2 separate regions of the Homo sapiens genome follow, and region 2 is linked to region 1. Evidence: chromatin loops called from intact Hi-C (ENCODE). Cell type or tissue: PC-3. All regions are shown on one strand. Links, peaks and the distances in the headings refer to the core of each region. The heading gives the core; the rest is flanking DNA. Region 1 has its middle 23 kb from the start of DPT. Region 2 overlaps LOC105371606 (a long non-coding RNA gene).

The links. Hi-C counts contacts between places; a loop is a spot of excess contacts. Peaks named below come from ENCODE experiments on the same cell type or tissue, not always from the same donor. Only the 100,000 strongest peaks of a DNase experiment are listed, where the experiment ranks them.
Region 2: it touches region 1 in a loop (2.6-fold over the local background); 2 of 110 quality-filtered maps call a loop at or near these places.

The regions. Positions count from the first base shown.
Region 1 is chr1:168,749,974-168,755,359 of GRCh38, reverse strand. No RefSeq gene overlaps it. Among named protein-coding and RNA genes, the nearest start is that of DPT, 23 kb to the right of the region's middle. In PC-3, for the core only: no CTCF peak of the experiment used is centred there; a DNase peak (open chromatin) is centred at 3,069; H3K4me3 peaks cover 1,073 bases; H3K27ac peaks cover 1,751 bases.
Region 2 is chr1:168,839,810-168,845,195 of GRCh38, reverse strand. The region is part of intron 1 of LOC105371606 (a long non-coding RNA gene); the gene reads right to left. Among named protein-coding and RNA genes, the nearest start is that of LINC00626, 56 kb to the right of the region's middle. In PC-3, for the core only: no CTCF peak of the experiment used is centred there; no DNase peak of the experiment used is centred there.

The sequences.
Region 1 (5,386 bases), core at 198-5,197:
GGACAGATGGCCATACTGTTTCTGATAAAAGTCAGTCTGCTCTAAGGGGGCCTCAGCTTTAGAACTGCATTTTAATGAGAAGGATTCTTAACTTAGTTATCATATGGCATAGGGGTGTTGGTGATAATTTCATTCATTCCACAAATATTTTTACTGCCTACCATGTGCAAAAGTTTTCAAAATAAAATAACTGACACATTCAGAGTAGTGTGGTACATATAATTTCTTGTCAACTGGATTGGAATTATTCGGAGTAAAACTGAAGAAGGCCAATTTAGCCTTTGTATTTTCTGCTTGCTCTTCTAGCATTCTCCTGCCCCAGGTGCCTCCAGCCTCCTGCCACCTCCCACCACATCCCATCTCAGCTCATGTCCTTAGTTGTTTTCTAGGCTCTCCCCTCTTCTCGATGCAATCAAATCCTATCTTTCCTTGCCCATCATGTCTTTGGTTTCCTCAATGTCCCAGATTCAGGTATATGTGTGAAATTGAACTGGGAGACCATATTTTATATTACATTCATGAGTTACCATCTCATTCAAGTGTTACACATTCCAGAAATATTTACACCAGAAAGGGAGGTAGCTGGGGACTCAACACCTTGGCTCAAGGAACTGAATCTAATAGGATTTCAGTCTCTACAACAGGAAGATGAGAGGCATACAGATCTTTCTGCTTCCTCCTACTCTGACATTTTCCAAAAAAATGGGAAGAAGTAAAAGATCGTGCAGTGAGAACAGCGTGCCAGATACTGAACTGGACTTGGGAACTACATAAATAAATAAGACAGTCTAAGTAAATTTTTAAGTTAAAAAAGAAGTAGGCAATTTGGAGAGCACTAAGATACCCAATACTTTTCAGTCCAAATGGAGATTTTAGCCATGTTATGATTGTGACATGATCTTGCCATTATCTGCGTATGTCGAAATTGCCTATGTTTGCCGCCTTTCACTTCCCACCTGACATGTCTCCTGTTTGACCTGTTGGAGCAATTTTTAAAATGCTCCAGTTCATTAAGCAGATTTTTAAAAGGGAATCTATGACTGTATCAACACAGTGCTTCTGTTAAGTCATCAATACTTTAGTTTGTTTTTCTAACATTCTGAAACAGTGGTCACATGGAGGTGGTGGAGGGGGTGTTTCTTAAGCCAAATTAAGCCAATGAGGTTTCATTAGTAGATATTAGTTCTTACCAAAATGTGATAATTTTGTGTATATTCACAGTTGGAGCCAAATATTTTTTCCTGGGGAAATATCTTTGAAATCATAGTGCAAGTAGAAAGTTTAATTCATTAGGAAAATTCAGTTTTATTTAAAAATATACAAAAGGAACCCAAGGCTTATAATTTAGTCATTCGATTAAAACTTTGTAGCACTAGGCCGGGCGCGGTGGCTCACGCCTGTAACCCCAGCACTTTGGGAGGCCGAGGCGGGTGGATCATGAGGTCAGGAGATAGAGACCATCCTGGCTAACAAGGTGAAACCCCGTGTCTACTAAAAATACAAAAAATTAGCCGGGCGCGGTGGCGGGCACCTGTAGTCCCAGCTACTCGGGAGGCTGAGGCAGGAGAATGGCGTGAACCCGGGAAGCGGAGCTTGCAGTGAGCCGAGATTGCGCCACTGCAGTCCGCAGTCCGGCCTGGGCGACAGAGCGAGACTCCGTCTCAAAAAAAAAAAAAAAAAAAACTTTATAGCACTATATGGATTAAAAGTCGGAAGATATCAGATCTTTCATTTTTAACTTGATATCTCTGGAATATTGAATTTTAAATTGTTATATTTGAAGGAAAAGCAGTGCCCTTGTGTTTTACATCCTCTTGGTATTCATTCTTAGTATTCAAACTATCCAAAACACTATGCAACAATCCTTTAGAACACGGACCTGCAGTCCGTGGATAAATTCAAGGTGTCCATAAAGTTTCTGAAAAGAAATGTTGAAAGTCAAATGTATGTACTTTCTTCTGGAAAGAAGGTTCACAGTTTTCATCAGATTCTCCAAGTTATCTATGATCTCCAAAATGTTAAGCCCAATTGTCTTGGAGATGAGCTAACCAGTCATCTCATTGTACCAATTGGGAAACTGCCCACCTGCTCCCAAACTTATATGGCTAAGCAACTTGCCTGACATCCTCCATGAGCGCAGCAGATCCTGGGCATGAACAGAAATCTGTGGACTTCCAGGAACATAAGAATTAGAACCATTCCCACCAACACCAATATCCCCTGGACCTTTCAGGCAAACAATAGATACTAAATTTAGTTTTTGAAAATATTCTTGGCTCGGCATGGTAGTTCACGCCTGTAATCCCAGCACTTTGGGAGACCAAGGCAGGTGGATCATGAAGTCAGGGGTTCAAGACCAGCCTGGTCAAGATGGTGAAACCCCATCTCTACTAAAAACACAAAAATTAGCCAGGTGTGGTGGTGGGCACCTATAATCCCAGCTACTCGGGAGATTGAGGCAGAGAATTGCTTGAACCCGAGAGGCAGAGTTTGCAGTGAGCCGAGATAGCGTCACTGCACTCCAGCCTGTGTGAGAGCAAGACTCTTGGAAAAAAAAATCTTTTCACTTTAACTTATAAATTACCCTTTAACATTGAGGAGGAGCTGGGATTGTATCAGTGAGACACTGTATTTCTTAGGTTTGCCATCACCCAATTTGGCACTGATTTAGGACAGGGGCTGCATATGTGTTTGAATAAACACTCCCTCCCTCGTTGTCTGCCATACTTCATCCTGCATACAAACTTGATGCCTATAGCAAGGGTTTGGTCTCCTTTGATTAAGCCCTGGAGTTGAGGGCGGGGGGTGTTATCCGCTTTTGTTTCATGGAAAAGTACTCCCATATCTAGCCCCGATTCCTGAAAACTCATACCACAGTTCTCTTCCCAGGACTTTCAGATGTGAGGGGTTTGCACAACAGCGTCTTGGACAATAACAGAGAAGATAAAATTTCACAGATAAGGAGGAAGTGGTGTGCGTGGAAACTTGCAGTGGTTTAATTTCCATGCCCTTCTCCCCACACCCAGTCTCTCAGTGGGATGCTTGTCTGCACGTATAACTATGAATTATAGAGCTCCCATAAAAATGTGAGTCATCACCCAGTTAATATTTACATACACAACGTGTAAACTCCTTTGTCTTTAGCTGGGTGACAGTAAATAATGTTGAATCTGAAAGGTAAAAATCATCTGTCAGCAGCTGAGTGATCTTGATTCCTTTTTGTGGAAAACTTGGGAAAAATTGCCCAATTCATCCGTACATCAATGCTTCTCAAGCAACTTGCTTAATATTCATAACTCTAGTAATTGATTCACACTTTTCTTTCTGACACATAAATATTTTTCTCAATTATTTCCATCTCTTTTTCTCACTTGCAATCAATTTCCTGACCATCCATGTTAGAGTGACTGTTAAACATGGTTTACTTCTTGCTAGTTTTACTGTTGTTTAGGGGACATGATAACTGTCTTCCTAGTTATCATCTTAGTAGAAAAGCTTTCTGTTTTAATTTGTCATTTCAGTTCAGTTCAACAATGTCTTCTGAGCCTTTACTATGTAACCCCCACTGATTGTGAGGACCTCATCACTGAAACAGTCTTTGTCCTTAAGGAGCACATGAGCTTGTATAGATGTTTTATATATGCTACTAATTTTTACACATGGCAATATGACAATTTCATGTTGAAAAGAAATGCACTACAGACAGTGTGTTATGGCAGCACAGGGAGCAATTACAGAAAAACCTTCAGACAGGAGGATGCTACTGAGTTGAGCTCTTATTGCCTAGCAGAGTTAATAGGCATCCTTTATTGACTGCTTGCTACCAAGCATTGTGCTCAGTCTTTCACATGCATTTTCTTATGTTATACAAGAATCCTGTGAGGCAGACAATGTTATTATCCCTACTTTACAGTTGGGCGAACACAGGCTTTGAGTTCAAATAACTTTAACTGCCAAAGGATTTCTTGCTGACTCCGCAGTCTCTCCCCTCGCCACTCCACCACACACCTACTCATTTGAGTAGATTTTTTAAACAGACAGAAGATGGAAAGCATTCCAGGCTGCACTTCTATGTTTACTGAATGAGGAGGGAATGTGGAGTCTGGTGGCAGGATTGTGGCAGGCTAGAAAAATAGCCTTGGAATGATTCTCAACTACCAAGAGGTTACTATGTGCCAAGCAGTGCCTGAGTACTTCACAGACATGATTATCATTTAATCCTTATAATAATCTTGAGAACTGGATATTATTATCTCAATTTTTACAATTGTGGAGACTCAGAGTTTAACTGTACTTGCTTGAGACATCAAAGAATATTGAAGAGCAGGGATTTGATCTGTAGTCTGGCTAGGATCTTTAGGACCTCTCTAATCCATTACAGGGAAAGGAGCTTTCACAACCCTGATCAAGAACTTCCTGTCTTTAATTATTACTATACCTTCACTTCCTTTCTTTCTTAAGCCCAGGACCAGAAAGCAAATTAAAAATTCAATGCATTTCCCATCAAAATACCAAAATACCATCATTCTTCACAGAACTTGAAAAAACAATCCTAAAATTCATATAGAACCAAAAAAGTACCTTCATAGCTGAAGCAACACTAACCAAAAAGAGCAAATCTAGAGGCATCACATTACCCAACTTCAAACTATACTAGCAAAGACTATAGTCACCAAAACAGCATGGTACTGGTATAAAAACAGGCACACAGAATAATGGAACAAAATAGAGAACCAGCAATAAAGCCAAATACTTACACCCAACTAGTATTTGACAAAGCAAACAAAAACGTAAAGTGGGGAAAGGACACCCTATTCAACAACTGGTGCTGGGATAATTGGCAAGCCATATGTAGAGGAATGAAACTGGAGTCTCATGTCTCATCTTATAAAAATATCAACTCAAGGTGGATCAAAGACTTACATCTAAGACCTGAAACCATAAAAATTCTAGAAGATAACAGTGGAAAAACCTTCTAGACAGTGACTTAGGCAAAAACTTCATGACTAAGAACCCAAAAGCAAATGCAACAAAAACAAAAATAAATAAATGGGACCTAATTAAGGAAATTAAAGAAAAAGCTTCTGTGCAGCAAAAGAAATAATCAGGAGAGTACACAGACAACCCACAGAATGGGAGAAAAATTTTGCAATCTATGCATCTGACAGAGGACTAATATCCAGAATCTAAAAAGAACTCAAACAAATCAGCAAGAAAAAAATACTAATCCATGTCCCCTAAGGACATGAATAGATAATCCTCAAAAGAGGATATATAAATGGCCAAGAAACATGAAAAACATGCTCAACATCACTAATGATCAGGGAAATGCAAGTGAAAACCACAATGCAATACCACCTTACTCCTGCAAGAATGGACATAATAA
Region 2 (5,386 bases), core at 55-5,054, 90 kb before region 1:
CTTTACATTGCCTACTTTCTGCCCTGAAGTGACTAAGAGAAAATCAATTGAATTCACTTTTTAAAAGCAACTGTGGATCACATATATGTAAAGACCCATGCTGAAGCTATTGCATATTCAGAGGTGAAAAATACCTCGTTTCTGTCTTCAAGATTTTATAAGCTGACTGGAATGAATTACACATCCAAATAAATTTGATACTACTCTGTGATGACTGCTAAAAACCATATTTTATGAGAGAAAGAATTATTTCTGTCTCTGTGAATCTGGGGAGTCATCTAAGAAAATATGAGAGTTGTATGGGCCTTGAAGGAAACAGAGGAGTTTAATAAATAAATGATGGGAAGATTAGTAAGGGAGAAGGAAACATTTCATGCAAAAGCCCAAATTTATACTGAGGCCTGTAGTAGAAGGGTGAAGGACATTATTTGAGAAATAAGGAGTGGCCCTAAGTTCAGTGTTAATGAATCAATACTACACATTAAATAAGGTGTCTTTTAAAGAGAAACACACATAAAACAAGCTTATGTATTCACTGGTTGACAAAAATGTTATGACCAGATGCTCACAGGAACTTAACCTTGTATTTCTTCTAGGATCAATGGGTCAGTATTTGCTAATTCATTGCCTGCAGTAACTTTGCAGAACACAACAACATGAATAATGAGAATCAATTATATTTATCATCTCTGGGCTAGACAATAATACAAATAATAGGTACACTTAATTACTAAGTACTACTTGGCAGTCATTGTGGTAGTTGTAAGAGAAACAGTGATGAAAGAGAGAGACACAGCCCCTTTTCTCAAGTTTATAGATCATAGCGAATTTAGATGCTAATGTGCTCATCGCAAAAGTGATGGATATGATGAAAAGGGAATTATGGCATGCTGTGGGAAGATATGCAGGAGGACCTAATCTACAGGTAGGCACTATTATTCTCCTATGCATGGGGGACTTGGAGGCACACAGTTCCTAAGTAATTTGTCCCAGGTTCCCTCATCTCACTTTGCACAACTATCTCTGGGGGTGGAAAATGTTGGGAGGTTGGAAGGCAGAAGTGATGAGTAATCTCACTATAAAAGGAATCTTGATTTTATTGAGATTCACTTTAAATACTATGGTGCACAAATGCAAAGTGTCAGGAACTACTGCAAATGAAGACAGAAACGATGAACCTGCAGTGCTTCAATTTCAATGGTTGTCAGTGAAATACAAGTCAGTTTTCTAAGCATTTCATTATTCACAACTTTTCAAGATAAATCTGCTACATAAGGCAAGGTAATTCTCATGCAAATGAATTCAAGTTTCTAAAATAGGGAATTTCATAGAGAAGCCTTTTTTCCTTCTTTCTTTTTTCTCCCTTCTACAGCTCTGCTGCTTTTCTCTTGGGACCACGGTTTCTCAACTGAGCTGTATTCAATTTTATAATTAAGTTTTGTATTGATATTTTCTGGTTCCTGAGAGTAAGAGAATCGAGGAAAGAAAAGCAAGTAGTACATGGTTTCCTCTTACTTTGCTCTCACTTTCTAGAGATTTAACTTGTTCCTGGTAATGGGTAACAATTCCCCAGGGACCTCGATGACACATGCACTACAAATGGAAAAGTCTCTAGGGAAGCCCCTGTTTTCCTTGTTTATGTGAATACAACAGCATCCCTCTGTCTTTGGGCTTAAAGGAAGAAGCGCTTGCCAGTGACAAGGTAAAGGCACAAGAGAAGGCAGGAAATGAAGAGTTCTCCTTAGGGGAGAAGGCCTGGGATGGGGGATAAATGGGGGAGGCATTTGTTTGGTGGAGACGTTAATGAACAGCCTGACAAAGAAATCCCATTTCCAGACTAAAGACGACCACTTCAGGACCCTTCAAGAGGGCACAGATTCTATTCACCTTGTCTAGTGGCACATGTCCCAGTTCTGCTTGTTGTGTTTTGGAAACTTTTGCTGTTTCAATTGTGGTTGTGTAGAACAATCTATTGTATGCACAATGTTGTTCTACTTCCCTATACTCCTTCACAGTACAACAGTTCCTGAAGTGGGTGGAAATGATTACCCATAGGTTTCTGATGGGAAGCAAACCGTTGAGAGAGAAAATGTTTGTCCAGGGCTCTCCACCCAGTGAGTAACATAGCTGTGATTTAAGGTAACCATTACAGGCAACAGAGCAAACAGAAAAATACAGACAAGAAAATGTCTTTCTCTGGAAGACTAACTTGCCAACTTAACACGTGCTGAGAGCTCAATCACTTGCTTTTAAAATCAGCTGACTTAAACAAATGTCTGAAAATCTTATACTCTACCAATGTCTGTTTAAACATGGCTGATTAAATCCAAAAGAAGGGCAGATCAAACAAAAATAATGTTTGGACTTCAATTGCCAGATCGAGCCATTTGATTAAAAATATGCCTGTGCCTTGAACAGAGATTCTATATAAATATATAGCTGAGCTTAGCTTTCTTGTTTAAAATAGGACACTTGTAAAAATGGAACACATGTGGGAGATTCTTCACAAATGGCCATTATTGTTCAAATTGGAAGAGGTGGATACATGTAGGGTTGCCAGATAAAATGCAGGATGCTTAGTTAAATTTGAATTTCAGATAAACAATGAATGATGTTTTAGTATAAGGATGTGCCAAATACTGCGTGGGCCATGCTTATTCACTGGTTATCTGAAACCCTAATATGACTGAGTGTCCTGTATTTCTACTTGCTAAATCTGACAAGTCTAGTCATGTGCTTTAAAATCAACATCTGGTTCTGGATATCAGAAATGCAAATAGTATCATAAATGCAATGGCTTTCCAAAGCATTTTCTAGTCCCTATTGCAAAGTTGATACATCTTGAAAATGGATTATACCCTGAAAATGGAAATCCAATCAAAGGAACTTCCTCATGCTCCAAACATAGAAAATTTGGATAAACTATGCCAACAAAAGTTACATATGCTACTAAGCTCAACAAAAAAGGAACTCCTTAGGTAGTAGAAATAAAGACATTCTCAAAGTCAAAAATGGTGATAGCCTAAAGCCACAGTGGCTCATGGGACAACAGGTCCTTGATATACTTTTTAATGTACGAATATTGGGTTTTTCATGCCCACAGAGGATGGGCTATGAGATCTAAAGCCATTTGAGATAAGCAACTATAATGGAGTCTTTTACATATTGCTACAATTCTTGAAAGCAGATTCCATCCGTAGAAAAATGATTAAAAAAAACCTCCACATATTAATGACCCAAGGAGCTAGCTATCTGTAACACCCATAAGAATTCAGAATCTTGAAATTACATAAGGAATGGGTGTAGAGTCTAAATATACCCCACCCATGAGGTGTAGGAACCCCAGATTTAGAAAGCAGCATAAAACTGGTCTAGCTTTGGTGAAACCCTGAGGCCCTGGCAGAGGCAAATATGAAAATACTGTGTAAGTGCACTTCCGTCAATCAGCACAACAGAATTCCCAGTGAAACCCATCTGCAGTAAAGATGAACTTTTAAAAGTTACAAGAGGCAACACAAGAAAATTCTGAGGAAAACTAACAACAATGTGAAAAAGAAAATGACCACTTCAGTAAAAAAAAAAAAAATGAGAAAATGAATGTATTTAAAATATTCATGTTAGAACATTATAAAAGGCATAGAAATTAGAAGACAAGAAGAAAATAGTATAAGAAAAGAAAAAGCAGGAAAATGGCATCTCTAGAAATGAACAAATATGTAGTTCAATTAAGATAGCAAATTATGAGTTAAACTAAAGTACATGCAGCTGAAGACAGCTTAATTAGTAGAAGGTAGAGCTGAATAAAACACCTATAATGCAGGAGTGATCGAAATGGGGTGTTCTATAAAGAGATTAAAAGATATGAAAGTTAGAATAAGAAGATCTAATATACATCTGTTAGAAAAAATGAGAAGACACAATATTCCAAAAGATACTGGCTTGGAATTTTTCAGAACTCCAGAAAGATATAAGTCCTCATATTAAAATTATGCAAGTAATCCCAATGAGAATTAATTTCATAGTGAAATTGCAGGACAACAAAGATCAGAAAAAATAAATTGTGCAGGTTCCAAGAAAAAAAGACAGATTACCCACAAAAATAACTACTAAGACTAATAGCATACTTTAGCAACAATAGAAGCCAGAATGAAATGGAATATTTGCAAAATGTTCACTTAAGTGTCACTGAAAGGTATGGTGAAATAAAATGATTTTTCTATAAAGGAAGGTTGAGTTTATAAATAACATATATTCACTGAAAAAACAACTAAAAGTAACGCTGATTGTATAAACAACAAAAAGGCTGTTTTGAGAAGCTTGAAAACAAGGTGAAACTAATGTAAAATAACATGAAAATGGAAGGGGATTGGATTTAAAGCATACCAAGTTTCCTCTATTGGTCAATAAGAGATCTTTATTAGAATTGGACTTTGTTAGGTGTCCATGTTAAAGAATAGAAATAAAACACATATATTCAAAAGAGTGGATGAAGAAAAGGAAAGAAAGAAAATGGATCTGTTATTTAAATACCTAAAAAGTAAGAGCAGAGAATATTTTAAAGCAAAAAAGTTTTAAAAAGATATAGTAGGAAAAAAGAAAGCTGTTATTGCAATATTAATATCAGACAAATCTAGTTTTTAAGGCACAATAGCTGTAAAAAGCGTTATTTCTTAATGATTAAAACAACAGTTCAGGGCCGGGCATGGTGGCTCATGCCTATAACCCCAGCACTTTGGGAGGCCGGGGTGGGCGGATCACCTGAGGTCAGGAGTTCGAGACCAGCCTGCCCAACATAGCAAAACCCCATCTCTACTAAAAATACAAAAAATGAGCTGGGTGTGGTCGTGGGCCCCTGTAATCCCAGATACTCAGGAGACTGAGACCGGAGAATTGCTTGAACCCAGGAGGCAGATATTGCAGTGAGCTGAGATCACGCCACTGCACTCCAGCCTGGGTGACAAGAGTGAAACTCTGTCTCAAAAAAGATGAGAAAAACAAAATCAAAAACAAACAAACAACAACAACAAAAAAAGGTACATCAGGAAAATATAATAATCATTACATACTACAAACAGAAACTGACAAATACAAAATCGAAATGGGAGATTTTTTTTACCTCCCATCAAAAACTGGTAGATGAAGCTAATAAAAACTGGTGAAGATATAAATATTTGAATATTCGTGTTTATAAGCTTGATTAAGTAGACATGCTTAGAACACTTTACCTATCAATAGAGAATATAACACATACTTTCATCTTATAAGCATTTTTCCAGAGGAAAGGAAGCAAGCAAAAACTCCCCAAGTCAATTCGTAAAGCTATTCTAACTTTGACAGACAAACAAGACAAGAATAGTAGAAAGAGACCTGAGGAAAAACTCTTCAT